Regions from separate parts of the Homo sapiens genome. Here region 1 is linked to region 2. The links are chromatin loops, found by intact Hi-C in ENCODE. Cell type or tissue: GM12878. All regions are shown on one strand. Links, peaks and the distances in the headings refer to the core of each region. The heading gives the core; the rest is flanking DNA.

The links. Hi-C counts contacts between places; a loop is a spot of excess contacts. Peaks named below come from ENCODE experiments on the same cell type or tissue, not always from the same donor. Only the 100,000 strongest peaks of a DNase experiment are listed, where the experiment ranks them.
Region 1: it touches region 2 in a loop (2.4-fold over the local background); 5 of 110 quality-filtered maps call a loop at or near these places.

What each region holds. Positions count from the first base shown.
Region 1 is chr2:152,631,327-152,641,837 of GRCh38, reverse strand. It overlaps FMNL2 (formin like 2), which reads right to left. Exons shown (of 26, transcript NM_052905.4): 21 at 9,701-9,830; 22 at 5,248-5,411; 23 at 4,164-4,265; 24 at 1,782-1,880; 25 at 924-1,047. Among named protein-coding and RNA genes, the nearest start is that of PRPF40A, 81 kb to the left of the region's middle. In GM12878, for the core only: a CTCF peak has its summit at 5,977 (motif pointing right); a DNase peak (open chromatin) is centred at 6,017.
Region 2 is chr2:152,459,975-152,470,485 of GRCh38, reverse strand. The region is part of intron 1 of FMNL2 (formin like 2); the gene reads right to left. Among named protein-coding and RNA genes, the nearest start is that of FMNL2, 130 kb to the right of the region's middle. In GM12878, for the core only: a CTCF peak has its summit at 4,268; DNase peaks (open chromatin) are centred at 2,485, 2,885, 3,345 and 4,325; H3K4me3 peaks cover 988 bases; H3K27ac peaks cover 1,233 bases.

The sequences.
Region 1 (10,511 bases), core at 2,902-7,901, 170 kb before region 2:
GGTGTAAAGTATGTTTTTGTTTTTATTTTTTAAGAGTCCTTATCTTTTGAAGATACATACTGAAATATTTCCAAGTGAAATTCTACGTCTTGGTTGTCAAGGGTTGGATATGGGGGTAGGTAGAGTGTACATGTAACAAGATTGGCCATGAGTTCGTAATTGTTGAAATGGATGAGGGATACATGGGACCTCATCATACTATTTTCAGTACATCTGCATATTATTGGACTGTCCCATTATAAAAAGCTATAAGCATCTGGAAGCTTATAAGCAACATTCATGTGCAACAGACATGAAGGAAAAGTCACTTGCTGCCTCTCCTACTAGTGCCCAAGTTATTACTCTGATCTGTAAAAGGAAGTACAGAAATTTGGGAGAATTGGTTCGAGGAGATAGCATTATGCTAATTCAATCAGACAGGAACCAGGCTGGGTTAACACAATTCTTGGCTGATAAAACCAGTTCCCAACCCTGGGCTGGAAGCCTGTTGGCTCACCCAAATTAAAGTACCTACTGACTTCAGTTACTTTGAATGAGTAAAGAGGCTCTTAAAGAGCATCCATGGACTGTGATTAGTACATTGCTGAATGGGTCTTGTCCACAGTGTTTATTAATCAGGCAGGTGGCTAGGTGTGGCCACGAGGAAAAAAAAAATGGAGCATGATGACATATCAATAACAATGGAAATCCTTTAAATGAAGGAGCTCTGCTGAAACTTACAGGGTTCCAATGCAGAGTATTGGGGCAGTATACATGCTGCTGTAAATGGACTTCAAAGCCTCTCTGCATCACTCTGGGTGTGAATAAAGTCAACTAATGAACTTGACAACCCTGGACAAAAGAAGCTGCAAAATCTGCATGCATCCCAGTCTAGGTGAGGCCAGTGGGATCTCCATGGGCCACAGTGAAGAAATATCTTTTACCTGTGATAATATCTTCAATGGCACCATCTTTTCCCTCATATACATGTCTGTTATCTTTAACTTGTCGTCTTCTTAATTCTGCAATTAACTCTTGCTGCTGCCTCTTTGATTTATGAGAAGGAGACTGAGAAGAAAGAAGGGCAGAGATTAGTGAGGCCAGCACCCATTAGGAGTTTGTGAAAATCCAAAATGTGCCTGAGCATTATGTTACTAATAAGCAGCTTCGGCCAAAAACACACACACATCCCACATTCTGCTCAGTTGCAGAGAACTCAAGCTTCTGGGAAGGAAACAAAAACTTCCACTGACGAACACACAAAACTTCACCTGGCAGCAACAAGAAGGCTGGAGTCTACGGCAACAAGAGGCAACTGGTAATGACCATAGATGTCTTAAACTGTGTTGCCAAGGATCACAATGAAGAAAACTTTGGACTGCCAGCCTTTATGCTCTTTACCTACTAACGAGGTTGCCCTCCATGAAATGTTCCCTCCATTCCTGCTAGCAAGTCCCTCCAGCTATCAAGGCCAGCACCAATGGGCATCTGCATAAAGCCTTCTCTGGATGCTAAGCCCTCTGGTCACTGGGTCATCTGGTGTGGCCTCTCTGTATATCCAACTAAGTTCCAGATGTCTATACGCTTGGATATGCTACACAAACATGCTCTTAGCCTCATTCCAGTGGTTGCAGAACAAAGTAATCAATGAGCATATTTCCATTTGCCAAGTGTCCAGGCACCAGAAGGAAGTGGTCAGGATCCTGGGCACACCTGGCTTGCTGGTCCTTTGTATGGCTTGCTCTGAAGAGCCCTCTCAGCCTCTCCTCACGGACCTGTCTCATGAGTGCGGCACTTCTTACCTTTGGATCCTGCTGCTCCATCAGAGCTTCTTGCTCTAGGAGTTTTTCCATGAGAGCTTGTTCCTGCTTTTTCCTCAGCTCATTTTCCTCTTCTGCTTGCTGGGTAAATCAAAAGAACCAGAAAGATGATGTTAATGGAAATGAGAGCAGCCAAGATTTTTTAAAGTCATTCTTCAAGCATCCTTAGTGAGTTGAGAATTACAATAAATGGAAGGTTGAGAAGATCTACACTTTATGCCTGTATTTAGCTCTGCTTCTGGGCTTCGCTACCTGTCACATCTCTTTAAAAGCTGGGAGCTGAGATTCAATTCATCCAGAAGTCCTTTCCTGATGATCGCTCCCTGTTTGAACTTTCTCTTAGTCTCTGTCCCACACACTGGTGGGCACCTACCATCCTGGCAGCTGTGCTCAGTGATTTTGTTTTCCTTTCAGAGACAGTCTGCCTACCTAGAGTTCCTCTGATAGCAGGATCTAAGATTCTTCTGCCTTCTGCCTATTGTTAGGGGAAAACCCTCATTTCTTTTCGGGGCCTCACCAGAGTGACACTCTTGGACTCTCCCATGCCTTGCTCCTTCCCAAGGAAGGCAGTGTGACTAGTCTGATGAATCTAGAAGAAAGTGAATAGGCTCACCTCAGCTCAGCCCTCTTGGGCACTCTTTCTTTTGAAGCCGGCCTCCCCGAAGAGACCTCTAGTTGTCAAGCTGTGAACTGATGGACAGGTCATCTACCTAATTTGCAGCTGAAGCAGAAGGTCACAGACACCACATCCTCCAGCCCAGCTGTTATCAGTAATAAAGTTTACATTTGGGTCTCCATTGCTTTTGTTTTCATTTTGGTCTATATGAGAGGGATGATGTCCTAAAACCCCAACCTCTGCCTACAAAGTCCCTAGGTGAGTGCCAGGCTAGGAGGCTATTCATCACGTATAGGGCAAGAAAAACATCCTGGCAGTCACATCACTGCCTGGCACATGCTTCACTGAATCAGCTGTGAAAAATCACAGGGAGGAACAGTGAGGTGGAAGGAGCACGCTGATGGACAGGCTGGGACCTCCAACACAGCCCAGACCACCAAGGGCAGCTTCTTTTTTCCTCTGCTCCACGCATATCCCTGCTGATGCCTCAGGCTTTGAGACAAACCCCAGCCACTTCCCAACCTGTCTTAGCCGATTTTAAAATATATTTTCTCTTTTGACCTTAGACTTACATGTTTTTATGTGAAAAAAATGGCACAGCACATGACAAGGGCCATCGCAGACTATCTCTACAGCACATAAACACAGCCAGCCAGTGGGCTTGGGCTACCAAGCACTGCAGACGGCAGCAGTTGGTGGCCCGCAGCCTTCTCATCACGAGCAAATCCTGAGTCTGGCACACGGAGTTTGTGCTGTGTTTCTGTTCACCCTGACTGCCACAGACGTTCCTTCTACCAGCAGCTTATAGCTCTACTGCTACATTAAGCCATGCTGAGGGAAGATGGGCTAAGAATATTTTGACTTTCTGAGTTTTAGTAAAAGGCCCAATAATGATTTTCCAGAGCCTTCAGCCCCTAGTGGTGTTAGGGAAGTGTCCCCCTATTTCCAACAGGACTTCTCAAAAGTGTGGAGAACCCTGCCACATCCCTCCTCCCCTCTGCAATAAACATTCCTCCTACCTCCACCAGTGTTATCAGTGCTACATGAAGATACGCCTGGAGGATATAGATTGAGGTGTTGCCAAGGTCAGCTAAAATCTTCTAACAGCCTTCTTGTAATTTCTCAAATGGACAAATCCTTCTGATACATGTCTCTTTGCGTCATAGGCTTTTTCAAGACCACAGCCCTGGATTATGTCCAAGAGGGCCTCCCATTTAAAGGAAGGGCCACTTACTGATCCACACAAAGAAACAGAGAGTGCCCATCCTTAAAAGCACCATCCTTTAGTCCATACTAGAGAAATGCTGGTCTAAGAGGTCCTAAGCCCTGTGCTATGACTTACACAAGCAGGCTCTCCTTAACTTCAGCTGTATCATGCACCTTCACCACAGCCCACAGCTCACTTCTACCCATTAAAGAATTCCACAAGAGGCCTGGATTTTCAAGTACTTCACCTTGCCTGCCTAGGTGAACAGTCAATGGGGCAGCAATGTCTTTGAGCATCTCCCTTGCCCCAAGGGGGCTGCCAAGAGCTTTGTTTTCTGGCTGAGGCAGAGGACTGGCTAGGTGGAGAAAGGGACCATAATGTCCCTCAGCCTCCACAGAGCTAGGGACTGCTATCTCGTGAATGCCACCCAGATCTGCTGTCCACAGGAACTGGGAGGCCTCTGCAGAGAGTTGGGACTCAGACACATCTCAAGGAGGGCAATTGCTTGAGAAATAAGGGCAAGGAGGGCCTTAACATATACCTTATATGCTTTCACAAACCGGACAAAGACAGGAAAGAAGACAGAGGGTGGTGTTGTCTTGGGGTTTTCTCCAAAATACTTCACAACATCATCAAAGGCATCCTGTGAAGAAGCAAATTTTTCTTGAGTTTCATTAGTTAGGCATTTGAACTGGATGCTCTAGGGGGAACGCTGATGCAAAGCAGCAGCCACAAGACAGAGGCTCCCATGGCCTTGCGTTGCTGCACCTCCCTTACCTCCCAAGATTGCCTAACGCCTCCGTGTTTCCTCCAAACGCCTCAGCAGAGGCAATCCGAGGAATGCAATAGTGGGGCACAGGAATTCATCTGCAGGACCTCCTGCCACTTCTACACACAGGCATACATGCATGCATGCACACGCACACACCCCACATACAAAACAAGGAAATCTTTCTTACAGGAGTTTCCAAAGGCCGTGGCAGAACCCCTTAAAACCAACAAGGTCAAAAGGGATCTTGGTCACTCTGACCCTAAATTCCACTTCCTTGCTTCAACACTCCCTATGACAGCCTCACACAGGGGACACTCAGTCTCTGCCTGAACTCTTCCATGATACAAGATTGCCCCAAACCAGAGGCCCTTCCACTGAATCTGCTTTCTGAGTCCCCATCCCCCAACTTTGCCTCTGCCTCTTCTGATAGCGTACTGTTCATTCTGTTTTGCAGGCCTGCCTATCTATCAGCAACCCCCAGTATAGTGTAAGATTTTCAAGGACAAGATCTACAGAAACCCACTACACAGGAAACACTGCTTTGCCGAGCACAGGCCTGACGCATGTGGGCTGAACTGAATACAGCACCCACACTGGAGTGAGTATTGAAGTGAAAGGGGAGGGGGAGGGGACAGGGTAAAGAGCCCCAGATTAGAAAAGGACAATGAGGACGGGGCCCTTCCAAGAATAACCCTGGGAATGGTCCCCCCGTAATAAATAATAGTTACAACAAGAAAGCTACCCTCCACAAACAGAGGGAAATGGAACATTTCTCCCCAAATACAGGGCCTGCACCACAGGCAGCTTTAATGGATGCAGCCTCTTCACAGGTTTCAGGGGCACCAATACTTGCCTGTGCGATCTTGGCATCATCCTGCAGCTTCTTCAGCTTCCCCTCATTGTTGAGGATGAACTCCTTCAGCAGCGTGTTATGGTCATGCATGGTGTACTCTCTCTTGGTCAAGTCCATTCCCCTCTGGAGCTCCTTGACATCCAGCAAAACATTCTCAAGGGAGACTAAAGCAGAGAAAGAACATCCCAGTGAAACTCAATGGGGAAGTCACAACCACAGCGAATCTGGCTGCTGGGCCAAGTTCTCAGGAGATTCTTAGGCTTACTCAAGGGCCCTAAACCTAGCTTCCAGCTTTTGGCACAGAGATCTTTTAATGCAAAGAAGCATTATAAGCACTACATTACATTCTTTGCATGCACTAGTTCATTTGCATCATTAGCTCATTTTGTCAATGAGCAAAAGCAGCATAAAGAGGTTCTGTGGCCTGCCCTTGGTCACACTGCTAGTAGGTGGCAGAGGAGTTCAGGTAACAAATGTGGACTCTAAATCCCACACTTGCACAAAACTATTCCATTTCTCTTACAAGAATAGCCTATGGGTGGGCCCGTAGGCTCAGAGGTCCTTATCTGCAGCAAGCCTAAGGTTTTGTGTGTTTTAGAGACAAGGTTTCACAATGTCATCCAGGCTGGAGTGCAGTGGTTCCATCATAGCTCACTGCACCTTCAAACTCCTGCCCCGACTTTCCAAAGTGTTGGGATTACAACTCTTTTTGCATTTCTCTGACTCTCCAGCAGGGGGCAGCCTTTTGTCGGTTGACCATAGGTTGTATTGATTACTAGGACCCAAAGCAGCCTTGCACAGCTAACAACCCCTCCCTATTCAGCAAGGTTTAGTGTGAACCTTTCTGTCTGCAGTGTGGCCCCTCCCGGGGCAGGCACTCCCCCACAGCCTCCTGAGCAGCTTCTTTAGGACGTTGAGTACCAGCTCTGGGCCCCCTTGCCTGACTCAACTCTGCACGTGGACAAATTATTGGTGCAAAAGTAACTGCAGTATTTGCTGAAATCTGCTGTTTGATATTGGAATACATTCTTAAATCAATGTGGTTATGTTATACATCATTTTAATGCACACTTCTCACTTTTTTTGCTAATGACGTATTAACTTGCTGTTTGTATTTATTTTAGACTACGGAAATGACGTTAGACAAAAAGCAAATTCAAGCAATTTTCTTATTTGAGTTCAAAACGGGTTGTAAAGCAGTGAAGACAACTCGCAACATCAACAATGCATTTGGCAATGCATTTGGTGGTTCAGGAAGTTTTGCAAAGGACACGAGAGCCTTGAAGATGAAGAGCTTAGTGGCCGGCCATCAGAAGTTGACAATGGCCAACTGAGAGCAATCATCGAAGCTGATCCTCTTGGAACCACACAAGAAGCTGCTGAAGAACTCAACATCAACCATTCTACAGTCTTTTAAAGCAAATTTGAAAGGTGAAAAAGCTTGGTAAGTGGGTGCCTTATAAGCTGAGAGAAAACTTTTTAAAAAATCGTTGCTTTCAAGTGTCATCTTCTCCTCTTCTACACAACGAACCATTTCTCAATCAGATTATGACATGCAACAAAAAATGGATTTTATATGAGAATCAGCAATGACCAGCTCAGTGGTTGGACCAAGAAGCAGCTCCAAAGCACTTCCCAAAGCCAAACTTGCATCAAAAAAAAAAGAAGTCATGGTCACCATTTGGTGGTCTGCTGCTGGTCTGATCCACTACAGCTTTCTGAATTCCAGCGAAACCATTACATCTGAGAAGTATGCTCAGCAAATCAATGAGATGCACCCCAAACAGCAACGCCTGTAGCTAGCATTGGTCAAGAGAAAGGGTCCAGTTCTCCACGACAACACCCAACTGCACATTGCACAACCAACGCTTGAAAAGTTGAACAAATTGGGCTATGAAGCTTTGCCTCATCCGCCATATTCACCTGACCTCTTGCCAACCGACTACCACTTTTTCAAGCATCTCGACAACTTTTTGCAGGGAAAATGCTTCCACAACCAGCAGGATGCGGAAAATGCTTTCCAAGAGTTGTTGAATCTAGAAGCACAGATTTTTTTCACTACAGGAATAAACAAACTTATTTCTCATTGGCAAAAATGTGTTGATCTTAATGGTTCCTGTTTTGATTACTAAAGATGTATTTTGTTTGTTTGTTTTTGAGACGGAGTCTCGCTCTTTTCACCCAGGCTGGAGTGAAGTGGTACAGTCTCAGCTCACTGCAACCTCTGCCTCCCGGGTTCAAGCAATTCTCCTGCCTCAGCCTCCCAAGTAGCTGGGAGTACAGGCATGTGCCACCATGCCCAGCTAATTTTTGTATTTTTAGTAGAGACAGGGTTTCGCTATGTTGGCCACGCTGGTCTCAAACTCCTGACCTCAAGTGATCCGCCCGCCTCAGCCTCCCAAAGTGCTAGGATTACATGAGCTACCGCACCCGGCCATAATAAAGATGTTTGAGCCTAGTTATAATGATTGATAATTCACGGTCCAAAATCACAGTTGCTTTTGCACCAACCTACTAAAACAGTGCAGTAGGTTTTTCCCTCAGTAGACTCACACTGTCTTATCATCCTTGATTCTCTAATACTTATGATAGTGCCAAGTACATGGAGGGCACTCAAAGGTGTTCACTGGATAAATGAAGGAGTGAGTGAACACATGAGTGAAGGAATACAGAATCTGTGTTGGGCAACCTGGGCACCAGAGAGCAAACAGAAAGAACAGTTCTGCCAGGGAGCAACCCAGTCTCCCATTTTCCCCACCGATGTTTTTCAAATGACACCATTTGGACCAAACAAAATGAATTAGTACCCATTGGTCAGGTAGAAATTATAATAGCTTTTTAACATTTTTCTTAATTAGAATTGTGAGGTGTAATTAATTTAGGCAAAGGGAAACTTAAAAGGAGGAAAATCATTTGGTCAGAACAGAAATTCTGCCTACTGTCTAAGTGAGCCCCGAACTTGCTCTAGGTCTATCCAGCCTGCGTCATATAGTTCTTCATAGTCAGAGAGTCATCTCCATCTGCCTCTCAGTCTCCACCACAGCTTCTGCAGCATTTGTCCCTGTAACAGTGCATCATCTCATTCATTCATTTGTTCACTTGTTCATTCATTTATTTCCAACATCCAATTTTCAGGGGCTGAGAGAAATAGAAAGATAAATAAAACCTGATATACCCTTAAGAAGTGCACAGATTGGCCAGGCATGGTAACTCACACCTGTACTCCCAGCACTTTAGGAGGCTGAGGCGAGAGGATCACTTGAGCCCAGGAATTCAAGACCAGCCTAGGCAACACAGGGAGACCCCATCTCTACAAAAATTTTAAAAATTAGCTGGGCATAGTGGTGTGTGCCTGTGGTCCCAGCTCCTCAGGAGGCTGAGGTGGGAGGATCGTTTCAGCCTGGGAGGTCAGGACTGCAGTGAGCTGTGATCATGTCACTGCACTGTAGCATGGGCCACAGAGCAAGACCCTGTCTAAAAAAAAAAAAAAAGAAGAGCACAGATTGCAATGGACATGCAAATTGTTGTAATACAGTATGAGAAATCTTGTACGAGAGGGTAGACCAGAGTGTTCTTTAGTGAGAACACAGAAGCAGCAGCCATTTACCATGGCTGAGTTAGAGAAGGCCTCACCCTCCAAAATTCCAGATGCCTGAGGTACCCCACAGGAATCTGAATTTATAATAAACACTGGCTGCTTATGGTTCGATATCACAATTTGAGAATCACAGCCTATAAATGACTGTAAGGTCAATCTGCATATCATTCCTTTTGCTAATCGAATATGCTTTTGAGGGAACATGGTACATTGGATAATACACTTCATGAGAAGTAAGACCAGGTTTCTAGTCCTGTTTCTATCACTTTCTACTCATGTGACTTTGGGCAAGACATTTAACCTCGAAAAATCTCAATTTTCTCACCTATAATAATGGAGATACTATTACCTTGTACATCCCAGCTATCTTAGAGTCACAGATGATTTAAATGACAAAATGTATAACTGTCTTAGCAAAGTAGCAACCAAGAAGTGCTAATAATTTAACTAGTGTCCAGGCAAAGGCAAAATGTTTACAACTGCCACACTTGAGCAAGTAGAATGGCACAAAATCAAATTAAAAGTGTTTGTTGGGTGATGATTCTCAGATTCTCATTCTCACATTTCATACAATAGCAGCAGAATAAAAAGGGCAGTGAATAAAAGAGGGAAGGGACATGACGCTCAGTGGCCTGTGTCTTACAGAAAGGACACAGAGATCACCTTTACACCCATGTGCTCTTCTGCTCTCAGGGGTGGACAACACCACGGCCGATGTGTTCCAGCTCAGTGTGTCTGACTTCTTAGCCTTGGCTTTTTAAATGGGTTCTGAAAAGTGTTTAAGCAGGGAATGGCTCCACCACAATTAAAGGCATTAAATACCCAAGACGAACGGTAATAGCTGAAATCAAGTACCTGCAGCAGCTTTTTCCACATAATGAAGCTCATTATAAAACAGGGACACTTGGTGATATTTTTCTTTCACCACATTGGATATATAGTGCAACAGTGTTTGCTTTCTGTCTGTTGACTTTGTATCTAAGAGCTGAAAACAAAAGGGAACGTGGGTTAGGTACAAGAGTAAAGGGTAACAAGACACTTACCCCTCAGGTGACGATTTCCCACCCAGAGTCATTAACTGAGTAACAGTCGCCCAACAGGCTGGAGCATTCCCAGAGGAGGGTCAGGATTCCATTTGTTCCTTAGTGAACCAGTCCATTGATGCTTAACTGGCTCAAGGACTTTCCAACCAGGGCACATGCTTAACTATAGGGATGACTCTAAGCACCTAAGAATGATTCGCAGCTTTCCTCTACAGTAGTTCCTATTTACCCACAGGTTTACTTCCCATGGTTTCAGGAAACCCACAGGTTTCAGGTATCCAAAAATACTAAGTGGAAAATTCCAGAAATAAACAATTCATCAGATTTGAATTGCGCACCACTCTGAGCAGCATGATAAAACCTCGCACGTGCCATTCCCATCCACCCTAGACCGAGAATCACCCCTTTGTCAAGTGGATCCACGCTGTAATCATTACCTGCCATTAATCACTTAGTAGCCATCTGGGTTATCAGGTTAACTGCCGCCTATTGCAGTGTTTGTGTTCAAGTAACGTGTTTTATTTAACTGCTCTATTTTTTTTTTTTTTTTTTTTTTTGAGATGGAGTCTCGTTCTGTCGCCCAGGGTGGAGTGCAGTGGCACAATCTTGGCTCACTACAAACT
Region 2 (10,511 bases), core at 2,382-7,381:
AGCTTCTTCTCTACTTTCCCACGTCCTAGTTGTCAGCCACGGTTGACAAATCGTAGACAGCAATCTTCCAAATACTTTCATCTAAATCTTCAAGTGATATTCTCAGAAGACAACCAATAATAATGGTTAATATTTATTGAGCAATTACTAGAGAACAGGCCCTGTGCTAAGGGACATACACATCACCTGAGATTACGGGACTTGCTCAGCTCACAAAATGATTGAAAAGGCAGAAATGGAACCAGAACCCAGGTCTTCCCACTTCCTGTGTATGCCGTAAACATTGCATTATTCAGCCTCAAATATCACCCACCTCTAAAATAGCCACCTTTGTCCTTTATTAGGGAGGGGAGAGGCTATCTTTTAAGCTAAGTTATTCAAATCTATTTGAAATTTTAAAAGAAATAACACAGACACAAAGCAGGGAGGGTATGGTCAGGAAAGGGGAAACCAACAAACACTTAAAGGAGACATTCATTTTTAAAAAGGTTTCCTAGGAATAAATTACCCTCATTAATAAATGCAGTGTTTCAGTTTCATGTACTATTTCAAATCCAATGGTAGTTAACTACTCTAAAATGCAGTATACAGCCAAATACGGCACACCATAGAATTACTGTGTTTCTCTATGACGGCATAATGCTTCTTCAGACTAGCCTTAGGATGCACATACTGCTCCCATTTTACAAGGTGGGAAAACTAAAGGACGGAGACATTATTTTCTTTTTAAAAAAATTATAACCAGAAAACATAGCAGAAGAAAAAGATCAGAACATGTATTTCCTTACTCTTAATTGCATGCTCAATTAAGCAAAGAATTTTCAATTGATGACCTCTCCAAGCGGAGCATAAGGACACAGGAGGTTCAGCATTTCCACCCCAATTTGACAACCACTGGACAGGCCACGCAAGGGGGAGCAGAAGTCCTGAGAGTGAATAGGAAGGCTCAGGCAACATGCAGAATAACAAAGAAATGGCATGAGTCAGAAGACGGGTGCAGCTGTGGGTGCAAACAAACATTTAGGGAGCATGTGGGAAAAGGGATACTAGCCAAGGAGGCTAGAGAAAAGTAGTCAGAAGTAGGTGGATAATGAGAGGTGTTGACAATAGCTGTGTCACTTCTCAAGGCATGGGGTGTCCCAAGGCAATGCAGAGACTTAATTCTGATTCCAGAGGCACTGACTTCCTCCTCGGTGTTACACATGATATCAGGAAGAGCTGAAATGACACGTATGCAAAGGTTCTCAGATGACAAGGGAAGTGGTGAGCAGCAGACAAGAAGGCAAAAGAAGCCAGGAGGAGGCCTGTCCTGGAGGGCTTCATATGCTTAATTGCAAAATCCACCCAAAAGGAAGAAAAACGAATCAACAGCGTCAGTGTATTCCAGCTCATGGCAGAAACAGGAAACTCAATCTGAACAAGAGTAATTGGCTCATGTTAATTTTCTCCACTTTCATTTTATCACGTTGTGAGTCAAAGAGGTAATTTACAGAAAGGGCTATAAAGCATTGTGTATGTTATGTGGAGTCTATTATGCATCATTATTACTTCATTTATATCCTAAAGTACCAATTTCAACAAAGTAATCAGGTTCCATTATCTCTCCCCATTGAATGAGTTCTCTAGCCAGCTCCCACCCTCAAATCACCTATTCAATAATTATCTTTTGAGCACTTGCTTCAGTAAGGTATTGTTGTACAGGGGAGTATTCACATCTATGCTCTAAAACAGCATTGTCTAAAAGAATTAAAATGAGAAGCACATATGGAATTAAATTTTCTAGTAGCTACATTAAAAAGTAAAAAGAAGAAACTGATTTCAATAATGTTTTGGATATACTGGCTTAAATAAGGTATATCATTTCAATATGTAACCAACATAAAATTATTAATGAAGTAGGGGAAAAAATGCAAAATAAGCTTTTGAAATCTTGTGTATTTTTACTTACAGCACATTGTAATTCACATGCTAAATTTTCAGCAGATACACTTATGTTTAGATTTCATAAAATATACAAATGAAAAAAAAACAGGTTCACATACCCAAGTTGTTCCAAATACAGAAAAAGTTTTCCAGTAACTGAAGTGTTTTTAAATGTAAATTAATTGAACTGAAATAAACTTAAACTGTTTGCTCCTAGGTTACACTAGCCACATTTCAAGTGCTCCACAACCTCAAAGGCTGGTGGTTCCTGTATCGGACGGCACAGCCCTAGATCTATACACACTCACTTTTGAGGAAACAAGAGAGAAATCTCATTATGTATCAGGGGAATTAGTTTCTTAATCAAAGGCCTCAAGGGCTGTAATAAAGTCAGAATTCTTCAGAATCCCTCAAATAAAGGTATCAGTGCTACACTGAAGCCATGACTACTCTATGCTTTGTCATTCAGGGGCTAAACCAATTCCTGGTTCAATCATTTGCCTTAGCAACTTAGGAGCAGTGATTTAGAAATGGGTAAGAGCCTGAGCTCTGGAGGCCAACTGCCCAGCTTGAAAATCCAGATCTTCTGATCACTTGCAAGTAGCTTAACAACTCCATGCTTCAGGTCCTCCTAAAATGGGGTGATGATGACAACAGTACCTACCTAACCAAGTTATTTTGACAATTAAATGAGCTAAAACACACATAGCTTAGCACAGTGCCTGGCAGATTAAGAACTCAATAAACAAATGTTGTTGCTTGCATCAACAGTTGACCAGGCCTGCTCTCGGAAGAAAGAAGCACTCCATGGCAAAACCTATTGTGTGCACACATGCATATGCTGTGTACATACTGATAAAGTCCACAGCGAGCTCACTATGAAGATGGCAATCAGAATTAACCCTATATCATTTACATCCTCCACAAACAAAATAATACAAGCACAGACAGTTCCTTAAACAGCATATACTATCCAAACGAGTGCACGGCATCAAAAGATGCAGCGTAACTACACAGGATGAGCTGCTGGTAAAGTCAGCAGCATTCACAGGGGAAAAGCTCTGTCAGCCTTCGATTTGTAGGAAACAGGGGCCGAGGGAAGAAGCAGGAGGCAGGAGAGTGGGGTGAAGTACCCGTTAACAAACGGGACAAGCAAGATTCCTAGTGTAAGCACATACGGTATTTATTAAGTTTGAGGAGTCTGGTTACATCTATTTTGAGATTTGTGTGTTTCATTTCAGTTTGCCAAAGGAATGACAATCCAACAAGAATTACTGAACAGGTTCAGCACGTAGAGGAATATGTTGGCACTTCCAAGAAAAAAGAATAAGGTGCTGGGGTAGATGGTAAACAAGCAAGATCCAGCTCTTGTCAGAAAAAAAAGAGCCAAATGACCAGCAAGAAAGGAGAAGTGAGATTCTGCCCAGGAAACGGGGCTTACTCAAGAGTTAAGGTAAGGCAGTGTCAGAAACACAGTGAAGCAAGCCAAGAACACTAAGGCTTGCCTCATTGTAGGAGTAGCTGTACCTCACTCAGCCCTCTGGCTATAAGTGAAGCTTCCCAGACTGGAGGAGGCAGGAAGAAGGAAGAATATTTCACAGCCTCAAATCTTCAGGGACAAAATCGGTGCAGGCTTATTAGGAAGAGAAGCGGCAAGCCTTAGAACACCAACCAAAAATCCATAGAAAGACATGATTTTATTGCTGGCATCCCACTCACAGCACTTCACGGGGACTGCAGAGGCTGCCATGTTTCTTTGGATCTAGTTGAGAGAGGAAGACAACTCACTTGATAAAGTACAAGGAGAGCTAAGTTCAGAAATGCCATATTTAAAGGGCAGTATATGCCACCGTCTTCTCCCCCTGCTCCTTAATACTAAGGAAAGCCTGAGGGATCTTATGAAGGAAGACAAAGGAAGTCCAGTGTTAATAGGATGGTCTTTTGCCATTTTTGTTTCATGAGATGACTTCAGCTCAACTCTCCTTCAAACCCAATTACTAGCCAGGCTCTGATTTTGACTACTCAAATCCAAAGTGGCCCACATTATATCCACCAACAATTAGATATACTACAATGATGACTGGGGATAAGGGGGCTATAAGTGGTTAAGGAGGAAGAAGAGAATTCCAGATACTTCTTTGAAGTTAGCTCAGTTTAAGAAAACTTTAAAGAGAAACAAATAAAGACAGAAAAGAAAGAAATTTTACTAGTAGTGGAAAACATTTTCTTCAAAGATAAGGTGGTTTACAAAACGCCAATGAGTCACCCAGAGGCCAGTGCAGCCCAGACCCATCAGGGGCATGTCCTCCCCCGCAGCGGGCAGGAGGGCACACGTGGTGTCCGGATGGAGGCGCCAAGTGACAGGGTTCAGACAGTCCTCACACTATAAAGTGCTGCATGGTTTACCACACCTGCTATATGCTCTCTTGAGTCTCCTAACCAGTCTCCTTATTTGCCTGTTAGGAAACCATGGCTCAGAAAGATCAAGATCATCTTATTAGTTAAGGTAAAATCAAGATTAGACCTCAAATTTCCCAAATCCTAGTCCAGTGCTTCTTCCCACAACATTAAGTTGCTTCCTGAAAATAACCAACCATAATTCTCCACTTAGCAACCTTTCTAGCAACTTTCTGGTCCTGGTCATAAACTCTCACCTCCACCATAAACTGATGCTTTTATCAGGGATATTCTATCACATCTCCATGTTCCCAAAACAGAAAGGAAGTTTTAGGGAACCCCTTTCCTTTGCTCTAGGCGCAAGCCCACAGGTGCCCTCGAGGCAAAGTGCTAAGATAAGTGTGTTGACATCATTTTCCCATGGAAGAAACCTGATCTCTCCAAAGAAAAGCCGAGTACTTCCAGTGGACAATTCTGAGCCTTCTGTTCCCCTACTTATGCCAACTGCTTAGCTTGAGCCAGATGGGGGGTGGGGATATATCCACTAACAAAATCTGGAATAATTACTGGGGTTTAAGTGCAATGTATCCTTAAAGAAACAGAAGCAAAAGCAATTAAACTATAGCACTGTACCTGGACTCACATCCAAAAGCCTCATTCAAGATACTAAAGGAGCCATTTCTCCCCTTCCCTCCATGGATTCCTTCCCTGTGCCTTTGTCCCACTTTAACCACTTTGCCCAAATAGCCCACTGACCAGGAACATCCCAGCCAAGTATTTCCAAATCTGGCTTGGTCAGCCTTCCTGCTCTCGGGCTCCTTTGAACCTCCTGCCTGCAACACACAAAATAGCACTGAATTGAGGTCTGACATGGCTCTTGTGGAGCACTCACCAACACACCAGGCTGCTTCACACCTCAGTGCCTTCGCACAGGGTGTTCTTGCCTGCACGAATGCCCTGTCCCACTAGTCAGAGGGGAGTCTTTTCAGAACTCTGCTCAACTCCCCTTCTCTATGAAGCCTCTCCGACTTTGCTGGTAGTTCACTACTTGCGCAGGGCTATGAGATCGCACTTGTTTCTTGTTGATGCTGCCATGGTAGTACTGATCCCACTGTATTACAAGTCATGGCTGAGTTCCCTGCTAAGCTGTAAGCCAAGAAGTTAGCATTCATGGCTCTTTTTAAACCTTTGTACATCTCGTGCCTAGCAGAGGGAAGCTAGATGGATGTCTAGCAATCAGGTCATCTCCCCTTCTCAATAAGATTCCTGAGGACAGAGATTAGGGCAATTTTTTGGTATCCCCCACAGAACCCTCCACTTCGCTAAGCACAAATGTCAAAGGCATCAACAGCAACAACATGCACACAGTAGCTTATTTCTCTGAGAAATAGGACAAGCATTCCCAGGGAGGCTCTGAGGAAAATGCTTTCAACTTTACCCAACTAGAGGATTTAGCGTCTGAGCCTCCTCCTCACACGCTGATCTGTTTCCACTTCATTTGTGCTAACTCATTTTACACTCAATCTAGTCTACACTGAGATCCAAGGTTATCCTCTGGGGCAAGGACAGTGAAATGGAAATTACAAAAGCTCATCAACAGACAAATGCTGGGAGAAAACATCTTGAACGTGTACTCTGCTCCCTTCTCCCCCAAACAATTTCACTGGAGTGGACAAATTTCAGTCCATCAGGGGGGTACATTCCTGAGGAGCTAGAGAGAGACCTTGGGAATTATCACACCCTGAAGAGTGGAAGCCAAACAAGAAATTTCTGCACTAAGCTTTTAGAAAAATAAGGCTAAAAAGAGAACATGTTTAAAGCCAGCCAAAGGAGTTAAGAATAACAAACAAACCCACCATTCTATTTGTTGGCACCCACAGAAAAGCAGAGGAGGAAGATACATTTGAAAATTAACCATCAGTGGCTGAGTGCGGGGGCTCACACCTGTAATCCCAGCACTTTGGGAGGCCAAGGTCGGCGGATCACCTGAGGTCAGGAGTTCAAGACCAGATTGGTCAACGTGGTGAAACCCTGTCTCTACTAAAAATACCAAAAAAAATAAAAAATTAGCCAGGCATCGTTGCATATGCCTGTAAACCCAGCTACTCAGGAGACTGAGGCAGGAGAATCGCTTGAACCTGCGAGTCAGAGGTTGCAGTGAGCCAAGACTGCACCATTGCACTCCAGCTTGGGTGATAGAGCGAGACTCCATCTCAAAACACACACATACACACACACAAAGGAAGAAAGAAAATTAACCATCAAACAAAGCAGATACCTGTTCTAGGTTTGAAGTGTTTTTCTCCAAATGGGAAAAGCCAGGGAGAAAAAAAAACAACATTCAATTCATTATAAACTAACTCATTTCAAATTAAATCCTGGCTGAGTAGTACCGGGAGCTCTAGGATACCTATTAGAAAAACTAGGGGAGAGGGAAAGGGGATGGTCTGAAAGCTACCTTTGCATGGCAAGCTCACTGCTCCTAAATTTGAGACACATGAGTAGCAATATTTTCTGAAGATGCTTTTATTTTATCTAAGACTGAGGAAATATCCACCATCTATTACAAGTCTAAGAGGGGAACTTCAAAGTCACTAGTGAAATCTTGCCACCCCTTGGTACCAGTAATGCAGAAGGCAGTAAACATCCTATTAAAGGCAAATTGCACTCAGGCCACAAGGGTATGATTTAGTTCTCTGGAGCAGATAATACCATAGGCTTTGAAGCAAAACCACCTTGGTTCTAATCCCAGCTCTGTCTCTAATAAGATGTGTGACCTTCAGCAAGTCACTGAACCTTGATTTCTTCATCACCAAGAGAAGGGTAATAGGCCCTATCTCCCAGGGCTGTTGTGAGGGTTGAATTAATTCATGTCTAACATATGAAAATGGCTCAATTTTAAAAACTATTATTTCAAAAAGGTAAGAAAAAAATTTATTTCAGGAGCAAGTATAACTGCAGAAGTATAAATGTTGGTCTCCATTACAAAGCAATGATATTTTTTGACAACAATCCTTTAAGAGATAGAACAAACAGGTTTGATAACTCCTCTTCTAACAACTAGAAATCCGACGTGCTAACTGGCTAACCCAAGGTCACCAAGATCATATGTTGTACCAGGAAGAGAGCAGAGAACTGCTAACACCCAACACAGTGCCCCTTAGAGGATAACGAATCTGTTGGACTACAAACATCCAATTGTTAATGAGATTTTTTCCCCCTAAATATCAAAAGAAACATTCTTTATAAATCCAAGCACAAGGGCTCTATTATGAAGAGAGAGAAAACAAGCCACGAATTGGAGGAAGCTGGATACGCTACATTTCTCTGCTTATGTGGTGGCAGAAACATGAGATCCAGGTTTAAGACAGGACTCCATCACCCCCCAGCTATGTGACCTTCAGCAAGTCAACTAACCTTTGAATCTCTTTTTGTTAGCCAAGTGGGATCATTTCTACCCCATCTAATGCACAGGGTATGATCAATTAAGAGTATATATGTAGTAGTCTTAGGAATCTAGCAAACACAAGGTATTGATGTGGTTCCTTCTTTATTTGTTCTTGTTCCTAGCAAACTTACATATAATATGAATAGCAAGGAAATAGATTTGTGGAGAATTTATAATACAAGCATAGATCTGTTCCCAAATTTGTTATACATCACAATCACCTGGGGAGCTTTGTAAACTCCGAATGACTAGGTCATCTCCATCAATTAAACCAGAATGTGTGGGAGTGGCAGACAATCAGAGGTTTTTTTAAAAATCCCCCTATAATTCCAGTGTGCAGTAATGTTTGAAAACCACTGGTCTAAGCTATTCTCCTAATGTCTTAATCATTTTCTCACTGCCTAAACTAATTCAAATTGTGGCTCCTTTATGAGTCTCTAGTTGAGTACGACAGCCACTAGCCCTATGTAGCTACTCACACTTGAAATAAACAAGATTAAAATTCAGTTCCTAGTTGTACTTGCCACATTTCAAGTCTTCAAAAGCTACGTAGGTGGCCAGGCCCAAGGGCTCCCACATGTAATCCCAACACTTTGGGAGGTTGAGGCAGGAGGATTACTTAAGCAAAATCCTATCTCTACAAAAAATTTAAAAATTAGCAGGGCACGATGGTACACACCTCTAGTCCCAGTTACTTGGGAGACTGAGGTGGGAGGATTGCTTGAGACTTGGAAGTTGAGGCTGCAGTGAGCAGTGATTGCACATCACACTCCACGCTGGGCAACAAAGAGAGATCTTGTCTCAAAAAAATTAAAAAGAAAAAAAGCTATGTAGGGCTAGTGACTACCTTTACTGGACTGGACTGTGCCAACATTGCACATTTTCATCACAGAAAGTTCTATTAGACAGTGAAGCTCTAGCTAGTCTGTAGCACAAAACCATCCTATACAAAAGAAGAACAAAATTCTTTTTGTAATTACATATCACCTTGATTATTTAAGTATTAAAGGTAGAAAAGTCTTCTCTCAACATCCATATCTGTGCTGTTAAATACAGTAGCTGCCAGCTGCACAAGGCTATTGGCATTTGAAATATGTTTAGGGTGAAGAAAGAATTGAATTTTTAATATTAATTTAAATTAATTTTTAATTCAGATTTTAAAACATGTTTGACTCAGTTATTGAAAAACTTTTAAGTATAACTGGAACAAATGTGGTATGTGAATCTACTTTTTTGACTCTAAATTTTATAATCTAAATACAGATCAAATATTTCCAACAAAAATTCAACATCAAATTGAGATGTGCATTAGGAGTAAATCATACACCAGATCTCAAAGACTTCATATGTTTAAAAAAAAGTAAAATATCTCACTAGTAATCTTTATATTGATTACATGTTGGAATGATATTTTAATATACTGGGTTAAATAAAATACATTAAAAATAATTCCGAAATCTGTTCTTTTCTCATTTTCTTCACCATCTATCTAACCAGGTGAACTGTTTCTTTCTTATCTCCTAACGTGGCTACTGGGAAATTTAAAGTTCATCATATGGTTCACATATTTCTATTGTTCAGCTCTGTTCCAAATTATCAATTCTTTGAAGGCAGAGGTCATATTACTCTTTTCTTATCCTCTACAGCAGCAGCCCCCAACCTTTCTGGTACCAGGAACCAGGGACCGGTTTCGTGGAAGATCATTTTTCCATGGACCAGGTAGTGGGGAGGCAAGGGGGAGATGGTTTGGGGATGATTCAAGTACATTACATTCATTGTGTGCTTTATTTCTATTATTATTACATTGTAATATATAACGAAATAATTATACAATTCACTATAATGTAGAATCAATGGGAGCCCTGAGCTTGTGTTCCTGCAACTAGACAGTCCCATCCAGGGGTGATGGGAGACGGTAACAGATCATCAGGCATTGGATTCTCACAAGGAGCATATAACCTAGATCCCTCACACGTGCAGTTCACAATAGGATTCACACTCCTATGAGAATCTAATGCTGCTGCTGATCTGACAGGAGGCAGGGCTCAAGCAGTAATGCAAGTGATGGGGAGCACTGTAAACACAAACAAAGCTTTGCTCACTTGCCCCTTGTGCGGCCTGGTTCCTAACAGGTCCGTGGCCCGGGGGTTGGGGACCCCTGCTCTATGAAGAGGGCAGTTGTGGGAAAGAAAGATATTCAACAAATACTGGCTCAATTCATTACAAGGCCAAAATACTTTGACCACTCTCAAGTTTGTTAAAATTACACTGTAGTGAATTTTAACTGAGCTTTGTGACAAATCAGTTTTCATCCAGAAGCAAGGCATACGGTAAGAACTTGGATGATAACTTTCTTCAGTCTTTTATCTGGCAGGACACAGTACCATATAATGGCTGCTAAAAACAAATTCAAACATATGAAACCAAATAAACACATTAATTACCAATATTTCAATTTAGTTCTACATGGATAGAACATGCTATTCTTTGTCCCTATTGGTCCCATTTGGGTTATTTCAATCAGGTATCATCAGACCACCAAATGAACATAATATGCCCACTACGTATATAAATGAGCCCACTGCGAAAAGGACATAAATTTTCACAGCCTACTTGATTCACAGAATATTTATATTTAATAGTTAAATAGAGAACTGACTTAAATTGACTCAAACACTGTTATTAAAGTGCCTAGCATGATTTATCTTAAAATAGCTCTTCTTTCAACAAAAGATAATATGAA